Regions from separate parts of the Homo sapiens genome. Here region 2 is linked to region 1. Evidence: read pairs that join two places in POLR2A ChIA-PET (ENCODE). Cell type or tissue: GM12878. All regions are shown on one strand. Each heading gives the region's core, and the rest is flanking DNA. Links, peaks and the distances in the headings are about the cores only. Region 1 overlaps DGKI (diacylglycerol kinase iota). Region 2 overlaps DGKI (diacylglycerol kinase iota).

Evidence for each region. ChIA-PET counts read pairs that join two places held together with the same protein. Peaks named below come from ENCODE experiments on the same cell type or tissue, not always from the same donor. Only the 100,000 strongest peaks of a DNase experiment are listed, where the experiment ranks them.
Region 2: POLR2A ChIA-PET joins it to region 1 with 7 read pairs; 2 of 35 experiments call an interaction of 5 or more read pairs at or near these places.

What each region holds. Positions count from the first base shown.
Region 1 is chr7:137,667,176-137,677,166 of GRCh38, reverse strand. The region is part of intron 3 of DGKI (diacylglycerol kinase iota); the gene reads left to right. Among named protein-coding and RNA genes, the nearest start is that of DGKI, 170 kb to the left of the region's middle. RefSeq lists enhancers at 6,051-6,100, 6,161-6,210, 6,231-6,280. In GM12878, for the core only: no CTCF peak of the experiment used is centred there; a DNase peak (open chromatin) is centred at 6,146.
Region 2 is chr7:137,815,610-137,825,600 of GRCh38, reverse strand. The region is part of intron 1 of DGKI (diacylglycerol kinase iota); the gene reads left to right. Among named protein-coding and RNA genes, the nearest start is that of DGKI, 26 kb to the left of the region's middle. RefSeq lists enhancers at 4,770-4,819, 4,845-5,625. In GM12878, for the core only: no CTCF peak of the experiment used is centred there; a DNase peak (open chromatin) is centred at 4,813.

The sequences.
Region 1 (9,991 bases), core at 3,348-8,347:
TGTATTTTTAATTAAAGTATAATTGCATGGAATTGGATTGAATTAACGAAATCCATGAGAAGCTCAGCTGTTTGGACTAAAATGCTGTAAATAATGAATTAACATTAGTGTCTTGGTTAATTGCGTAAACACTGGTCCTGGGATGTAAGATAATAAAAAATGGAAAAAATGAAAGCCAGTATTACTTACATATATACTTTTGAACAATTTCTACTGATGGACTATGATTTTATACAGAGTCATCCCTTATTTCCAAATTGCTCCCTTTAATCCCTTTCTGTTACTTTTTAGGGGATGGCTACCTCTCTTGACAAATATATGAACAGATACGTATATCCTCTTTAAACCTTGTATCAGTAAATAGCATTGCTATCCACTGAATGATTATTACTTGTTCACTAATACCTTTAGGCCAGGAAAAGCAACAAGGAGAATAAAGGAAATTTTAGGTAGAAGTAGGAAGAAACAGAGTTGAGAACGTTCCCAGTTTCCTTCTGAAGCTTCCTCATAATTTCATACCAGGTACTTGGCCCTATTAACTCATATTACAAAACGTCTGAAAGATGAAGAACTCTCCTCCAAAAAAATGTTGGTTAAATGAAGGAATAAATCAGTGAGGAAGCTGAAGACCTAACTGCTGTAAGTTTCTTGAAGCTCAGTTTCTTTACCTATAAAGTGGGGGAAACACTGTTTTGAGGGTTTGGTGAGATGATACATAGAAAGGGCTTACTTGGCTCAGCAACTGACCTAATGAATTAAAGGCAAAAAAAGAAAAAAAAGAAAAAACCCAGGAAGGACAAGGACAGGAAATTTACAAAAGAACTACCAATTGCCAATAGATATCTGAAGAATACAAAGGCATCCCAATTAAAACAACTCAGGAGTCAACTTCATGTGCCTATTAAATTAGCAAAGATTTATAAAATGGTAATAGTTGCTGCTGGTTGGTTTAGGCTGAAATGGGCAGGCTCATCATCAGCTGCCAGGAGTGTAAGTAGATACACTGTCCTTCACAAAATTGGCAGTGTGTACTGAAAGCACTGAAAATCCTCTCAGTCTCTCTCCCCACCTCGCACTGTGAGGCGCATGTCATCTCTGGGCATCCCATTTTGAGAGAGACATTGGCAAGCAGCAGAGGACCCAGAGTGGGGTGCCCAAGTTGGTTTAGGGGATGGAAGCTTGTTGTAAAGAAATGTTAGGTTACATGGGCTACAGCTGAGTATTAGGAGCGAAGGCAGAGAGATGTCTTCCAGTATTTGAAGAGTTAATTTGAAGAAAAGAGAAGTGACTTGCTATCTGTTGTTAGAAATGGAAAAGTCATAGAGGTAGAATCCACTGACTCTAACTTTATAACAATAAACAAACATTACCTGGGAAACCTAACAATGCACACTCCTGTTTCCCTCTTTGCTCCAAATGCTGATTCAGTATGCTTGGAGTTGGACTTGAGAGTCTCCGATTTTTTTTTTTTTTTTTTTTTTTTGGATGTAGTCTTGCTCGGCTGCCCAGGCTGGAGTGCAGTGGTGTGATCTCGGCTCACTGCAACCTCCGCCTCCCGGGTTCAAGAAATTCTCCTGCCTCAGCCTCCTGAGTAGCTGGGGTTACAGGTGCAAGTCACCACACCCAGCTGATTTTTGTATTTTTAGTAGAGACGGGGTTTCACCAGGTTGACCAGGCTGGTCTCAAACTCCTGACCTCAGGGGATCCACCCGCCTCGGCCTCCCAAATTGCTGGGATTACAGGCATGAGCTACCACACCTGGCTGGGAGTCTGTGATTTTAACGAGCACCTCAAATAATTCTGATGCAGATGGGTCGCAAACCTAACTTTGAGAAATACCGTATGATAAGAAAGAACTTTGTCAGCCTGAGCTTCCCAGCAAGCGAACAAGGTGCCTGGAGAGATTGACTGGTGGGATGTGTGTTTGTGGATAACGTGGGTGGCCATGTTTCAAGGATGCTGTAGTTGGGGACTCTCAGCTGCTTTGGGCAAGAGGTCACAGAGATCTCCAGGCGAGTCTTTAGTTTAAATGCTCTGTTTGCAGTTTTCTTAGAACAACAGTCTTTTTTGGGAAAAAAGTATGCATAAGCAGATCATGTATTTATATTCTAATTTCTTTTAATGAACCACCTTTGAAGAAAGCCTACCTGTTGGGGCTGGGACTAAATTACCATAACCAGGTACTACCTGCAGGCTCCTAAACAAAGTACAGGCAGAGTGCTCAGGGGAGGAGTGAATCCATCATCTACGATGTGCCTTTCACTCCTTCCCTATTTTAGCAAAGCAAATGTCACAAGTAGAAGTTAAGAGAAGGAAGAAGTCAGTGTGGGTTGAAGCAGACAGAGGCAGCTTCATGGAAATGGGGTTCGAGCTCAGTTTTGAAAGATGGGTAAGATTTACATAAGTGATTTTGAAGAAGGAGAACATTTCGGGCAGGGAAGAGGAACATGAGCAGACTCAGAGGTGGGGCAAGCTCTGTACAAACGAGGTGGCAATCATGAGCCGTGCATGAGCATGTGTCAGAGAAAAATGGAAGTAAGAATGGAGTTAGGTTTTTTGAAACAAAACTTGGAGTGCATATTGTAAATACTGGTGGGCTTAGGAAGCATGACTATAGAATACATTGTCTAAACCAAGACACTTTTGAGGGTGAAAGTGGCTGCTGTTAATAATGATGCCGTAACATTAGGGATAAACCAGAACTGCATCACCCTAGCTTATGGGACATTAGGGCATCTATGTAAAACTAAAACTGTCCTGCAAAGCCGGGACCTCCTGCTGCCATGTGGATTGATATTTGGGGACTGATATTGGAGGGTACTGAAAGCCAGGCAATGACTTCCAAAACCCTAGAACAGCTGTAGGAGAGTTTGTTCCCAAGCTTCAGGGCTAAAACTAAACCACGTGACCTTTTCCTGTTCTACAGCTCTCTGGTGGCAACATTTAATACTGTAGAATACCTGTGAGCAGATACGTAATGGAATTAAATTTGTTCCCAAATTGGCAACAGTTCCCAAATTAGCAACTGTTTCTTTTTCTGGTCTAGATAAAATATAAAAGGATGCAAAAGTAATGAAATTGAAGTAGAAAGATCACTGTTTCCCAACCTGATTATGGGCACTGGAAACCTGAAATAAAATTCCAGCCAGAATCACTGTCGTTTGGTGACATTTATTTTTATGTACATTTATTCATTTATTCATTCATTTATTCTGTCAGTGTTTGTGAGCTGGGTTGAGTACCCAGTGCCTCACCGTTTAGCGGGCACAGCCAGATAGAAACTGTTCTCATGCTCTGGGGCTAGGCTATACAAACATGTTTAGCCAAATATTTGTACCTAAAGGAGCTCACCCCTCCAGTAGTAATCCCTGGAGTCCATACCATCGTGCACCTACTCAGACTTGAAAGAAACTTGCCTACATTGATATGCAAATTATACACCCACCGTGGTCACACAGACCTGAATAGGCACAGATGGGTAGCATGGGTGGTCAGAAGGAAATAGACTTTGTGTGGACTGACCTGGGTTTGAAAACCTGCTGTTCCATTTATGTACTGAGTAAAGTTGGGACATATCACTTTGCCTTTTTTTGCCTCAGTTTCCTGATTTAAAGTATTGCTACTGAGATAGACCACAGCGATTCTTATTTCTGGATGAGCATTATAGTCAATTATGCCATTTTACCTTTTAATCTTACCTTTGAAGTGTTGGTTCCCATTCTGGATGTACCACATCAGGATCTCTAGGGAGTGGGACTCAGCCTGATGTCAAAAACAAACAACCAGATCTACAGATGATTCTCTTCACTGTCAGGGTAGAGAGACAGTGATCCACTTCAGAAACAGAGTGTCAGGACCAAAAACCGTGGCCTGGTTCTCACACCTGGTGTGTAGTGGCTGTGATGGGCTAAATAGTGTACTCCAAAAGATATGTCGAAGTCCTGACGCCTCAGGACTTCAGTACCTCAGAATGTAACTTGATTTGGACATAGGGTTGTTGCAGATGTAATTAATTAGGATGAGTTCATCTGGAGTAGAGTGGGCCCTAATCCAGCATGACATGTGCCGTTATAAGAGAAGACACACGCTGGGCGCGGTGGCTCATGCCTGTAATCCCAGCACTTTGGGAGGCCGAGGCAGGTGGATCACCTGAGGTCGGGAGTTCAAGACCAGCCTGACTAACATGGAGAAACCCCATCTCTACTAAAAATAGAAAATTAGCCGGGGTAGTGATGCATGCCTGCAATCCCGGCGGCATTACAGGAGGCTGAGGCAGGAGAATCGCTTGAACCCAGGAGGCGGAGGTTGCGGTAAGCCGAGATCGTGCCATTGCACTCCAGCCTGGGCAAAAAGAGCGAAACTCCCTCTCAAAAAAAAAAAAAAAAAAAAAAAAAAAAAAAGACACACAGAGACACACACACAGAGAAGAAGGCCATGTGGTGATGGGGGCAGGAATTAGAGTGAGGCAGCTGCAAGCCAAGGCCCTCCGAGGATCGTGGCTCTCCTCAGAAGCTAAGAGACAGGCATGAAATTCATTCTCCCTCCAAGCCTTCAAAAGGGTGTTCAACCTTGTTGAAACCTTGATTTCAGACTTCTAGCCTCTAGGAGTGTGAGAGAATACATTTCTGTTGTTTTAAGCTACCCAGTTTGGGTTCCCCACAGAACACCCATTGCCATTGAGTGGGATCTTAGTATTCAGTGGAAAAGTGTTTGAGAAATGCTCACACAATGTTTGCAGTTTTCCTAGGACTCATACTCATCATCTCTGATCCATAACAACAACCTTTTGGGGTGGTCATATCGGGCTGTTCACTTCTACCTAAAGATAAAGAAGAGTCAGAGAGGCTTACTCACTATCCAGAGCTTTATGGCTTCTTTGCTTTCTTAGGGCAGTGCTAGGAACCTAATATAGTAGCCATTCTATAAGTCGAGTTACCTTATCTAGCCATGCAGATACCGCAGTTACATAGGCTCACTGACACGTATGCACACAGGTGCGTCTACAGCAGGCTTGAGTGTTTAGGTTGAGTGGTATGTGGTTGAGGTGTAAGTGAGCAGACAGGCAGGTTGGTGTCAGAAGCTGGGAGCTGCAGGGAACAGAGTAGGTAGATGGTGAGGTGAGTGAGCGTGTATGTTGTGTAAGAGGAAAAATGGAACTGTCAGACTTCAGGATGCTGTTACCAGATATATCTTCTCTATTTTTAAATGTGAGCATGCCACCCTCTTTTTGTGGACCAGCTAATAGGTACTGCTTTGCTTTTGTTATTGTTTTGTTCTTGTATTTTGCTTTAGTCTTTTCCTCGTAGATAATGTTTGGTGAAAATGGCTTAACCCTACCTGTGACACCCTGCCTTAATTCTAAGTTTTCTTCTAATGTTGCTTGCAATTTGCCAAATACAGTTTTACTGAGAAAGTGAATGAATTGAGTTAGAGAGGCCATGTGATATGAGAGTTGGAGGATTGGAGGGCAAGAGCTTCACAGATCCAGAGACAAAAAGATCTAGATAAAAATGCAAGTTCTGCTCTGCCTTTCTGAGCCTCAGTTTCCTCTGTAAAATAGTGGTGATTAAATCTACCTCTCAGAATCAGTAGAGGGATAAAATCAGTTAACAAATGTTTGTATTCATTTTCCTCCTCTTCTGTACCTACTATGGTTCAATGTCATGGAGCTGAACAAGCTAATTAGCAGATTTGGTTGGACTTTGGCTTAACAAGGCCTTATATTTGGGATGATTCCAACACTAAGACTCTTATGGCTTCACCTGTCATTTTGCTGCTGTGTGTAGCATCCATATTCTTACCAAGTCATGACTGCGGACAACTGAGTGGGACAAATCAAAGTAACCCATTCTGTGATCTCATCTCACAAGCTGTGTCTTCTTATTGGTGAATCAGAAGCCTCATCATTGTCTGTAACGGGGTATCACAATATTTGCTCACAGGAATGCTGGTCATGTCCTTAGATTCTTGGAAGAAACTTTCAAGAAGAGTACAAGGGTCATAGCTTTCTGCCCTATTTGAAGGAAACTTTCAGCTTTCTGCTGTTTAAAAATGAAAATGATTTTGAGCCCAGTTACACCTTGTCTGTTTCATCTCAGGAAGAATGAGCACCAGGCAGCAGCTTGTGAAAATGCTGGTTCCCATGCATCTGTGTGTGTGGGTGAGAAGATGAGGCAATCAGAGCCCGACATGCATTACTGGGGACTTTCTGGCCATCTGCGTATTCAGGTCTAGCTGGTGTGTAACATGGAGCACCAGCATTGGACTTAGAATGCACCAAGATCTGCCTGCATGTTGCTCCTGCTCTGTCAGCCTCAAATGCCAGTTGTCTGGCACAGCAGACTCATGATCTGCACCCCAGATGGCAGTTTGGCTGAGCTGGGTGCAGGCTGTCAGAGGGAACCACGTGTGTGGCAATAAAGCCCAGGAGGCAAAGCCCGCTCTCTGAGTTGTTTGGGTGCCAGCCATTCTCTGCCAGGGGCCTTTTTCACCATTAGGATATTGAGGATCTAATGAATCAAGATGACTCATGGAAAGTGTGGCCATCAACAAAAATAAGAAAAGAATTTTCACAGACACACTGTCTGCTACTGAGTTCCTAGTCAGTGGATATGAGAGAGGGAGAGAGTGGGGTGCTCTCAGTGGCAGAAGTAATGTCACCCTTTAGGTGTCTGGCCTGATAGCTCAGCATTTCCATGAGATCGTTCACGTGCACACTTAGTGTCTGGCACATGGTAGACCCTCAGGACATGTTAGCCATTGTTACTATGACAACTGTCATGGGGATCGTTATAATTTGGTACCAAGTGCTGTCTGTATATTAAAGGAGAATCTAGTGCTGATACTGCTCACTTCATGTAATGGGGATAGTGATAGTATATGTAGGCTATGAAGCCAAGGGATCTTTAGGATTCTGTCACTTCTAGGTGACCCTGGATCAATAGTACCATTGTCTATTTGCACAGCCCATTTTCTTTTGACCCAAAATTGTGTTCTGGAGAACACTAAACTCAAAAGAAAACAATATACGGCATTATACATTAAAAGGAGCTCATGACCATAAATTTTGAAAACACTGAATGACTTTAATATGCAAATAGGTCCTGTGAAGCTCAACGAAGCATATAAGGTATGCAGGATTTCCTACTTTTTTTTTGAGTGGATGGGAGGATTGTGGAACCCATAATTTCCCCACAGAACACCCATTGCCATTTTGTAGGATCTTAGGAGTCAGTGGAAAAGTATTTGAGAAATGCTCACACAATGCTTTGCAGTTTTCCTAGGACTCATACTCGTCTCTGATCCATAACAACAACATTTTGAAGTAGTCACATTGGGTTGGGTTGTTCACTTCTACCTAAAGATAAAGGAAAAAAAGAGTCACAGAGGCTTACTCACTCTCTAGAGCTTTATGACTTTTTTCTATCTTTGTGCAGTTCTTTTGCCTTTATACTAAACTTTCATTAAGCCAAAATGCATGTGTCTTATTTTATTCTTAGAGTTTGAACCTCTGAGAATAATTGTCATCTTTTCTGTCATGACAATTTTAGATTGAGGCTGCATTTGCGTGTTTGTGTAAGGGTGTGTGTTTCTGTGAAGCAGTTCTGTTGTTATTGGATATTGTATGGTCCTGTTACCTAGTAATAAAAATAATTTGCATCTGATTTAGCATAAGGCTTACATGTTACCTAGGCAATGCCCAGGTGTACAGAAATGGTTTCTCTTCTTGCAATGTTTTCCAGGGGCAGGGACCCACAGTACTGGGGTTTAACCAGTATTCCTGTTGCTTAGAGGCACTCAATCTTGATGGAAGCATTATTTGCATTATCGGTTACTCCAAAACCACTACTGGCCCCCAAAGTTGGTATTGTCTCTGTTTGTTAGGAGCTTGTTGTTGTTGTTCCCTGCCACATTGATGAGGTGGATACATATTCAGAAGGTGATGCTTTAAAAACACGAGGAAATGGAAAATCCTGCATTGATGCCTTCATTTAAGGGGGTGCAGGTAATGTGTTGATGAAGCGTGTGAGCTTTGGAATCAGATGACCTGGTTTTGAATCCTGATTTCCAGGCTTTGAGTTGTGTGACACTGGTCCTTGTTTTAACCTCGTTAAGCCTAAGTTTTACATCTGGAAAATGGGATTATACTGCTTCTTGTGGTTGTTGTGAAAATTAAAAGAGTTAATGCATATATAACAGCAGGCTGGCAAATCACAGGCACTCAATAAATATTGACCACTATAATCATTCCTCCTTGAATGAAAGTGGTTCCAAGAAACAGAGCCAAAAGAGACAACTCAGAGTACTAGGTTTGGAGAGTCTTAGCATCACCTACTACCTCTGTTTCCTCGAGGAAAGTTAAGGACTGAGCTTGTGAGGTGAAACAACTAGCCTAGCTGACAGTCAGGCTCTCCCTCCCCTCTTGCTCCTTCACCATTCTGTCAACCTTTTACAGCACACACCACTTACTAGCTATCATACTTTTAAAAATTGCTCGCTTATTTATCTGTCTCCAACACTACAGCATAAGCTCCATTTAGCTCAGGAACTCTGCCCTTGTTGTCCTCTCCTGTATTCCCCACACTGAGGATAAGTGATTGAACTGAATAGTTACCCTGTGTTACTTAACATTGAATGAATGAATGAGTTCAATGAGGTGCTTGTTGAGAGAGAGACACATACACACACAGACACCTGTCACCAGATCAACCCTGCCATTTAAGTATTGTTATATTTATAATCCAGGACGTCTGAATTCCTGCCTCCTTTTTAAGACTCTTTAGAGGGAGATTTAACACATGCAGGTAGCTGACTTGTGTAAGGTTTTATGCCCTGTTTAGCCAGTGCCATGCCTTTTGCAGTGCATTTTATTTCATTCTCGTGGAGAACAGAGACTGCTTTTTGCCATCTTGGCACAGGGGGTCATGTGTGGTTGTCATTAGTCAGTTCCCCTAGGGATCTCATGAGAACAGATCATATGAAGCAATCACGTTAAATATCATATTTCTTATCTATCCTCATCAGTCTTGGTCCCCCAGGTTACCACTAGCAAAGAAAAGAGGAAAACAGTAAGCTGTAACACATAGAGATGGCTTTGGGTTAGAAAGACTTCCACTCTTAGCTAGTCTTTCTTGGGCAAGTTGCACAGTCTCATAGGGTCTCAGTTCCCTTAGCTGGGTAAGTCGTACCTACTTGGCATGGCAGAAGTGAGCTCTGTTTACAGTGTGGGTAATGTGTATATTACACAGCTAGCCTCCTGGCAAATCTCTGTGGGTATGATGTCCTCATTAAAAAATGAAATGGGCGGGTGTGTATGTGTCAGTGAAAACATTACCAACTGGAGGTACAGTGTTGAGTAAACAATGACTGAGATGTCTGTGGGTCTTCCTGGACTAGATTGGCTGGAAGACTGCCTTAATTATGTCACCAAATAGCTTGGAATGTGAAAAATGGCAGTGAAAGGATAACTAACTTACCACAGCTTGATATCGCTTCTTAACTAGAAATACAGTATTCCATATCAAAGCAAATATCTCTAAATTTTTGGTTAGAAATATTAAGCTGTGAACTTTAAGAAAATAATTCTATTTCCACAAAGTAAACTGATAATGGAAACATGTCAGGATTCATAATACAAGTAAGATGGTGTTTATGGTACTGTCACACCAGCAAGGACTGAAAAAGGCAAAGTGTTTGGGATTTCCTAGTTTATACTAAGGCTCAAATCTCTGCTGTACCCGTGATATGCTACCTCAGAACTAGAGAAAGCCACCAAGACATAGAAACACCATTTTCTATTAACTTGTTTTGTTATGACTTCTGTAATATGTCTAGCCCATCTTCACTCAAGTCTGTCTGCTTGAAATTTGTGAATGCACATGGGTGTGTATGTGTGTAGGGCTCTAATGGTATGAATTTCTACTTATTAGTGTCTGTGTACCTGTAATTATATTTATATCCATATTTGCGTGCATATCAATCCTTCAATTAC
Region 2 (9,991 bases), core at 2,325-7,324, 150 kb before region 1:
TGCATGCCTGTGTAAATGGGCGTTTTTCATGTCACTTGCTAATCCTCAGATAGGTCTCATTCTCTGAGCCCCAATGTCCTCATCTGAAAAATGAGGCTAATGATACCTATTTCCCATCATGGCTGTTGGTGCTGAATGGAATAATGTGTGCACATTGTAAATTTTATAGCCCTACAGCCATGCAAGATATTGCTGTCACCACCACCATGCTTCATCACATGTATGCCGTCTGCCATGGGATAACGTGAAGACATTACAAACTTCTTAGGGTAATGAAATTTCTTAACACCAGCTCTGGAGCCTAGGTTTATAAATGGTACAGATTGTTTTGGAGACGTGCAAATGCAGTTATGTGAGGGTTGGCCAGCTTTTGGGTTTCGTTGTTAAATATAATATTTATTTAACCAAAGTAATATATAAGCAAGACTTAAGGCATAGCTCATAGTTAGAACTACAGAGCTTTATTGTGGAAGACAGTGTGGCAATTCCTCAAAGAAATACCATGCAATCCAGCAATCCCATTACTGGGCATATACTCAGAGAAATATAAATCATTCTATTATGAAGACACATGCATACATATGTTCACTGAAGCACTGTTCACAATAGCAAAGACATGGAATCAACCTAAATCCCCATAAATGATAGACTGGATAAAGAACATGTGGTGCATATACACCATGGAGTACTATGCAGCCATAAAAAGGGATGAGATCGTGTTCTTTGCAGGCATATGGATGAAGCTGGAGGCCATTATCCTTAGCAAACTAACACAGGAACAGAAAACCAAATACTGCATGCTCTCACTTATAACTGGGAGCTAAATGATGAAAACACATGGACATACAGAGGGAAGTAACACACACTGGGGCCTTTTGGAGGGTGGAGGCGGGGAGGAGGGAGAGGATCAGGAAAAATAGTGGGCACTAGGCTTAATACCTGGGTGAGAAAATAATCTGTACAACCAACCGCTTGTGTAACAAACCTGCACATGCACCCCTGAACTTAAAAGTGAAAAAGAATGACAGGGCTTTAAATAAAACCCAATAATTCCATTTTCTTTTCTTTTTCTTTTTTTTTTTTTTGAGATGGAGTCTCACTCTGTCCCCCAGGCTGGAGTGCAGTGGCACAATCTTGGCTCACTGCAATCTCTATTTCCAAGGTTCAAGTGATTCTCCTGCCTCAGCCTCCCGAGTAGTTGGGATTACAGACATGTGCCACCATGCCCAGCTAATTTTGTATTTTTAGTAGAGACGGGGTTTCTCCATGTTGCTCAGGCTGGTCTCGAACTCCTGACCTCAGGTTATCCACCCGCCTCGGCTTCCCAAAGTGCTGGGATTATAGGCGTGAGCCGCTGCACCTGGCCAATAGTTCCATTTTCAAAGTCTCTCCCATACTTTCATTTCTTCAGCGTTGTTATGATATATTAACTGTTTTTTCTGATTCTGCATTTGTATTTATACATCACATGCTACTAACCACTAAGTGCTGTTTGGTAATTTTTTTTAACTGTCCCTTCTGAGGTGAGGATTTAGTAGTTCTCTTTTTATCCCACCCTTATGTGTTTCTTCTTCCATCCTTCCAATACATATTACAATTTTATTTAAATCATTAATAAATGCTTATATTATCATGACTTTGTAAATCTTATCCATAGCCGAGTCACCCAGTGTGCTATGAAAACCTTTTCTTTCTTGTATTATTGGTCTTATTTTAAAACTTATTCTCATATGGACTTACTCATGATTCTTCCACAAAGTTCTTAACAAGACAATAAATGTTTTATTGCATTTAATTGTATCAAATAATGAGTCAGTTTCATGGTTTTTCTTGTAGACAGCCCTTCTGGTTCCTTCCATCATCTTGCCCTGTCTGAACTGGTTTTTACATAGCTTCCGTTCTTCTCCAATACTTTGACATCCTTCTGCCATTTTCCTCAGGCGGATCCTCTGACTTCCAGATTTCCTAAGCGTCACACCTCCTTTTCTGACTTATGCCTTGTCTGATGGAACAAACAATTTTAAGAAGGAGAAGAACAACACCAGCCTCCTCAATGAGGTTTTTTCCCCAGGAACTCTCTTCCTATTTTTAGATGACCAAGTTGAAAAAGTTTTTCAGGATGTGAAACATCCGCAGGAGCTTCTTTGCAGAGGGTACATGGGAGTCAGATATTTAGAGTCCTTTTATGTCTGAGAATATATATACATTTTACCTTCACACTTGACTGAGAGCTTTTCAGGTTATGGAGTTCTAGATGGGAAATAATTTTACCTCAGAAATGTGAAGGCATATCTCTGTTGCTGCTGTGCTTACAGAGTCACAGCTGAGAAAAATTCCATTCTAATTCTCAATAACTTTACATCTTTTTCTTTCTTTCTGGTTTATTTTTAACATTTTTCCCTTTATATACATTGTTTAGGAATTTCAAAACTGGTGTACTTTGTATAGGTACATATATTCATGGGTTTTGGGACCTTTTTAGATCTCTTCGCTCTAAAAACTTTTAATGCCAAGAAATTGTCTGGTATTTTTTTTTTTTGGGTTGGGGGAGAATATTTTCCTCCTCCCCAATTTACCAGTTGCTTTTTTCCTGGAATTTATATTAAATAGCCAATGTATCTACTGAACTATTCCTCTGATTTTTTTTTTCTATTAAAGTTCTCCTTTACCTTTTATTCTTCTTTCTGGGAGATTTCCTCATTTGTTTGCCATCCTTTCACTGGATTTTTAAATTTTTTGTGATCATACTTTTTATTTCTATGAGCTCTTTCTTGTTTTCTGAGGTTCCTTTTTGTTTTATTTTATTTTTGTTACATAGCTTTAATATCTTCTTTTATTCATTGAGGGTATTAATAATAATTTTTGGATGTTGTATTCACCCTACATTAATTCTGTTTTCTTCAAAAATTTTCTTCTCTTCATGCTGATAGCTTCTCTTTACATTGGAGGCTGTTCAAATGTCTGATGATCCAGTAATATTTAAGAGAGAGGCCCCAAAAGGCTGAATGGAAGCTCGGTGTGCATGTCTGTGACTTATGCTTCACCGTGGGGTCCTGGTTTGTTTTATTGAAAAAACCCTAAACTTTAGCATTTTCTGTTTAGTTTTCTCAGAGAAGAATCCTCCACTTTCCTTAAGAGTTCTACATCTATCTTTTTTCTGAGGCTGAATAATAATAATAATTATTATTATTTTGGAGACAGAGTCTTGCTCTGTCCCCCAGGCTGGAGTGCAGGGGAGTGATCTCGGCTCACTGCAACCTTCACCTCCTGGGTTCAAGTGATTCTCCTGCCTCAGCCTCCTGAGTAGCTGGGATTACAGGCATGTGCCACCACGCCTGACTAATTTTTGTATTTTTAGTAGAGACAGGGTTTCGCCATGTTGGCCAGGCTGGTCTCGAACTCCTGACCTCAGGTGATCCAACCGCCTCAGCCTCCCAAAGTGCTGGGATTACAGGTGTCAGCCACCGCTCTGTGCCCTGAGGCTGAATTATTATTATTCAGTGGATAGGCTTTCATTTGCTCTCTCTGCTTTTAGTAGAGGGTCTCACACTCAAACCCAGCTGCGGTTGTATTTTCTAGTTCTCTCTGGTGTAGCTTTTTTAGAAACTAAATCTCCAGTCTCATAGCTGTGTGTGGCACATGGGAGTAGTCAGAGGTCCTCAGAATGGGGGTCTAATTACTCTCTAGAAAGGATTCTTCCTGTTTTTGGCTCCTCCTCACACCCTCACCTTCAGCACTACCTGATGCCTCTAGTTTCTGAGCTTTTCTGGAACTCTGTGGGGTGACCCCACCTCTTTTTGTTTGCTGCTTCCTTCTTAACACATTTAATTTCTGGATTTGTCTACTCTGCCTGCATTCAGCTCACTTCGCAGCTTCCAAAAAGGTTGTCATCTGTCTCTTTTATTGTCATCTCCTGTTTTCTTTCTTTTCTTTCTTTCTTTTTTTTTTTTCTGATGTATGTCTTTTATTTCCTTGACTTTCATCTTACTGGGAGTTTCTGGAGAGAGCTGGGCTAAAAGTATGTGTCCAGCTCACCATAGTGACCTGGAAGTTGCTTATTCTGTTTTGCTTTACAACAATAGAAAAGTTAACATATTCGTGTATTTCTTCAGAATTTTTAAACAATGTTGTTCTTAGTTCCTCTTACTTCTAAAGGACTTTTAAGAGTTTTTTTAGGTATTTCATCTTTCCCAATTCTCTGTCTGTGACCAGGGGTGAATTGGTAATTTTACATCTTTTTTTCAAGCATTCCAAGTAGAGGAGGCACCCCCTGTGACTTCCAGTGGCATTCTGCAGCAATTAAGTCGCATTCATTCAGCTCATCATTTACCTTGCAGCCATCAACTCCTTTCAAAATATCCCTTTGATTGTCAGTAACTACGGACGTGAAGCTGTGGGTTTCTTCCAGGAACAATGCTCTTCTCTGTAGCCTGTGTTCTCCCAGTTTTCTGGGAAGCCCTGAGACTTGTCATTCTCCTAGCAGCTCAGATGTCATTCTCCTCAAACACCCAGATTTCATTTAGCACCAACGAGGTGCTCAGTCTGGGATTTCTGAGGGACTGTCACTGGGGAGAGGCTGTTGCTAATGAGGTGCAAATTGGCAGCAGCTGGGGAGGAGCTGCTCTCCCCCTCTAGGGCTGGGCCCCAGGGGAGGAGGGGAGGGTTGCTCTGACATTTTCAGAGGAGGTTGGTGAGGGGCCGAAACTAGAGACTCCTCACCCTTTAGCAAGGCCTGATGCCGGCTGGGGGAGGCCCTTGCGTCTTGCTGAGAGGCTGGTCTGGTCTCACACAGCCCCACCTCCAGAGTTGCTGCCAGCTGGCTAATTTCTTGGCTGCCTTTTCTGGCTGGCTTTACTTGCAAGCAGGAGAGGCCATGATCAGACACGGGGTTTTCCCAGACATTGGAGAGACAGCTAAGAAGACCCACAGCCCCCAGAGACACTGTCCTTGGGATTGGTGTTCTAGAAGGTTATGAGGTTGGGGTTTGGTGGTGGAAGAGGGGTTACTGTAGCAACTGTTGAAACAAGAGAGCCCATCCATCTCCCCCCAGCATTTGCCCGCCTGTTTTACATGGAAGAGCCTCTTATGCATTAAACTGTTCACCTGAGTGCTCCCACCAGCTGCGCTTCTCTGCTTCTGCAAGGTGCAGGGCTCTCACAGCCATTTTCATCTGCAAGGGTCTCTGCCAGAGCTGTGGCAGAGTTTTCTGTGGGATGAATCAGAAACTATGTTCTGATGAAGAGAAAATGGAGGGCAGTGGGTGGATGTGGAATGTCAGTAGGTAGTTAAGTGGCTTTTTGTCTCCTGGTCTGTCTGACAAAGTGTGCTGATTGGGGCCTCCTGCTGTGAGATTCATTTGGGTGATCTTGAGCAAATCTCTTAATTTCTCTGACTTTAGCATCCTTCATCTTTTTTCTCTGTATCTCATTTTTTCTAACTTTTTAAGGAGCACACTGAGTGCTAGCCTAGATGCAAGGATGAGTGAAATGAATAAAATGCAGTCCCTGTCCTCACAGAACTCACCTTCTGGTGGAAGAAGGTGGACATATGAATAACATAGACTTACACATGATGAGAAATGCACTATGTCGAAGGCATGCAAGAAGTGTCATGGGATGATGAAGGAAGGGGCAACGATGCTCTCTGAGAGGGTCAGAGAATGCCCTACAGCGGTAGTGACATTTGAACTAGTTGTTGAAGACTGATTCTGTAGGGGGACAAGGAATAGTAATGGAGGTTTGAAAAAACATGGTGTATTCTAGAAAAGACAAGTTGTTTGTTGACACTAGCATGCATGTGCAGGATGAACTGGCAGGCTGTGGGGCTGGCAGTGGACTAGGTCAGATGATGTAGAGTGCTTGCCATACAATGAGTTTGGATCTCACCTTCTTGGGGATGGGGAGTTGTGCTGGGCTGTGCAGAGAACCATGATCAAATATTTGCTAAATGAGTAGGCTGGGCCATATGATCATTTAAGATCCCTTGTAGTCTGGCTGGGCGCGGTGGCTCACGCCTGTAATCCCAGCACTTTGGGAGGCTGAGACGGGCAGATCACAAGGTCAGGAGATCAAGACCATCCTGGCTAACACGGTGAAACCCCGTCTCTACTAAAAATACAAAAAATTAGCTGGGCGTGGTGGCGGGCGCCTGTATTCCCAGCTACTCAGGAGGATGAGGCAGGAAATGGCATGAACCTGGGAGGTGGAGCTTGCGGTGAGCCGAGATGGCGCCACTGCACTCCAGCCTGGGCGACAGAGCGAGACTCTGTCTCAAAAAAAAAAAAAAAATTCCCTTGTAGTCTGAAGTTCTTGGATTTTCTGTGTGGGTACAAAGCTGTGGGTCTGGGAACACAGCTTCGTTGAGGAGTGTTATCTGGTGTAACGTCTGTGAGTAGGTGTTTAAATGTGGGCTGTACTCAATAGCTATATTAAGAGGTAGCATCAAGCAGGGAGTGGAGCACCAGGTTCCCAGTTAAGCTGGAGTTTAAATATGCAAGTCTTGTTTCAGCCTTTGATCGTGCTTTTGACCATGGCTAAAGCACTTAATCTGTCGAAGAGCCTTAGGATCATCACCTGTAAAATGGAAATTTCCACTTCTGTGCAGTTGGGAGGGCTTTTTGTAGAAGCTTTATTTGACAATGATTTTTCTGTTGCTTAGGTCATTTGAGGGGAAAAACATTATTTTAAAGTTTAACGTTATTTCTAATTGTCTTAGGAACTATCAACATACATGGAAATAGAAATTATCTGTGTATTGATTTGTGTGTAATACACTTATGCTGAGTTTTTCCTGAGTTTTTGATCCATAGATAGATAGGAATCTGGTGGGAGTTGGAAATATGGGCAAAAAATGGTGGGAGGGCCAGGTGCGGTGGCTCACGCCTGTAATCCCAGCACTTTGGGAGGCTGAGGCAGGTGGATCACCTGAGGTCTGGAGTTCAAGACCAGCTGACCAACATGGTGAAACCCCGTCACTACCAAAAATACAAAAAATTAGCCGGGCATGGTGGCGCATGCCTATAATCCCAGCTACTTGGGAGGCTGAGGTAGGAGAATCCCAGCTACTTGGGAGGCTTGAACCTGGGAGTCGGAGGTTGCAGTGAGCTGAGATTGCGCCATGCACTCCAGCCTGGGCAAAAATAGCAAAACTCCGTCTCAAGAAACAAACAAAAAAATTGTGGGAGATGGGAATATGTGCCAAAATGGTGTGACAGGAGCTCAGTTCATGAATGTACAGATACACAAAGCTTAATGGTCCACTTGAGCCATCTGAGGAGTGCACTTGTGTGGTTGATGACACATTTCTGGACTCCTAAATATTAGTTTATGCTTATTGAACTTTTGACCTAGAGGATTATTATGGAATGGAATCACATGATGAGCAGTTTGGACCAACTTCAGAGCAATTCTAAATCTCTGAGTTGCTTGTTTGCTTTCGGGTTGGGTGTATTTCCTTCAATTTTGTCTTAGAAGGTTTTTAGCTTGGTAGCCTGCCATCTTCTCAAAATATTCCCAGTTAGCTCATCTTTGTAACCAAATGGAATAAACGGTTTCTATATGATTCTCATGCTGTAAGACAATGTCATTGATAGTGTGTAGCCAAGTAATGGTGAAGCCAATAAGAATATTCAAAATATGGAGCAACTGGTACTGGTTGTGGATGACTGATAAGTTCGTACTAGTACATAGTGTCTGATGTTAGCCCCTGCTGTGGCTAAGAAGGCCTGGGACACATATGCATAGGAATAAAACAGATGTGGCATATTAAAGACTGGGTAAGAACGGGTAAGAAAGGCATGGGAAGGTACCTTTTAGCATTGGCCTCACTCAGATACAGTTTGCATTCTCTACATTCATAGGACTCTTATCATTGAAATAATCCACTGGTATCTGCAGATTGATTTTCCAGTAGGAGTGATGGTCAGTGTGACCTACCAAATATCCTCACATCTGGTCTGCAAGGGCTTTATTAATCACTAGTGAAATTATGACCATGGTCTGTGACTATAGGACTGTATTGGGGGAAGGTGAGTCACAATTCGACAGCAACAGTCTTTACTTGTTCTATACACATAAGAAAAGTACTCATTGAAGAGTATGTTTTCCTCATTCTGAACTCAAATAAACACTTTGTTATTATTGAATGTACGTCACTTATCACCTTTAGTATTATTTGAGAGTTATAGGTATATATATCTTGTGGCCTCTAAATAATTGTAAAATCCTGAGGGCAAAGTAGTTAATTCATTCAATAAATATTTATTAAGCACCGAGTATGTGTCAAGCACCTACTGTGTGTTATAGACACTGAATACAAATGAATTAGACAATGAGACACTTTGAACTGATGACACTTTGAATCGAATTGATGAAAGGATGATGGGGAATTGTTCAGCTGAAGAGGGGTGGGAAGGGTCTTCTACAAAGGTCAAGAGGTCAGCATAAGCACAGGTATGGCCATGGGAAATGACTTGGCTGATTAGGAAATAAAAAGCAAGTTGGTAACCGAGAAATATAACATGATCAGTTGGGTCAAGAAGTGAGACGAGAATGATAACAGTGTTTATCACTTAAATTGTCATTTTAGTGTTGCTATTCAGTGAGGGAGATTTTGTCATAACTCCTGGGATGCTACTGGCATCTAGTGGTTAGAGGTCAGGCTGCTGATAAACATCCTGCAATGCACAGGATGGCCCCTCACAACAAAGAACTCTCTGGTCCAAAGTGTCATTAGTGCCAAGGTCGAGACTCCCTTCTTCGGATCTTTTTACATTTGGATTGCATCATTCAGGTCTTAACTCAAAAGTTCCTTCTTTAGCAGCTTCCTTACTCACCCCCTATTGTCATATAAAAATTTGCCTCTCCTTCTCTGTCACTCTCTATTACAAAACAATGTTTTTTGTCTTTATACCTTTTGATACCATCTAATGTTATATTATGCATTTGTTTATTTTTATTATCTGTCTCTCCTCTTTTAAAATATAAGCACCACAAGGTCTTTGATTGGTTCACTGCTGTATCTCTAGAGCTTAGAATAGTGTGAGGCACATTGGAAAATGCATGGAAAAGTTCAATATATGGGTGTTCTGAGTGGAAGAATGTGGTAAGTTGGACATAGACTCTGAGTTCCTGGAATAATCACAGTAGTTAACATTCATTTTTACCATTGATACTAGGCCCTGTTCCAAGCATTTTGCATGTATTAACTCAATCCCCAAAACAACCTCAGGGGGTAGGTATCTGATTATTTCCATTCTACATATGAACCAACTGAGAAAGAGAGTTATTTTCCCAAGATGTACATCTAGCAAGGGGCAGTGTTCAAGAGGTAAATTGCCCAAGGTGATCTTGTGTGTTTATTCACACATGCTTTTTGTGGCTATTAGTCTGAGAATGCTATGGGGAGTTGGGGGTTAAGTGACTTGGGAATTGGATTTGAGGGGTTTCAAACAATGCATCCAAAACATAGATGGACGGGAAATATAATGAACTAAATGTTGGTCATATCGCACTCAAGGGACCTGTGAGCCATCAAGGTGAAGGCTAACATGAAAAGGATTCTCTCATTCAAGAGAATGGTTTCAGATGAAGTGTGGAATTTGTAATGGGAACTGAAATCAGGAGAGCAGACTTGATTATTTAGGGACAGGTTGATGATGGGAACAGACCCAGGGAACACCCTGACATCACAAATATATAAGGGCCTATAATATAATATAAAAGGGTACCCATAATGAAAATAGAAAGAGCAGTAGAGTCACATTTCAAGTTCTGCTTTGGGCACAAGCTTCTATCTAAAGTCTCTTTTCTCCCTTGTAGAACTAATCTTTTCTCTCTCTGTTCTACCTACAGTATTTTATATTTTCAATGTATTAAGTGACATAAGAGAGGTGTTAGATAATAGCTAGTACTACGAGTGTCACCTAAGCCCGTAAACTTCCACAGGCCTACATCTTCATCTTTGTTCATATCCATGTCCCTAGCGTGAACAT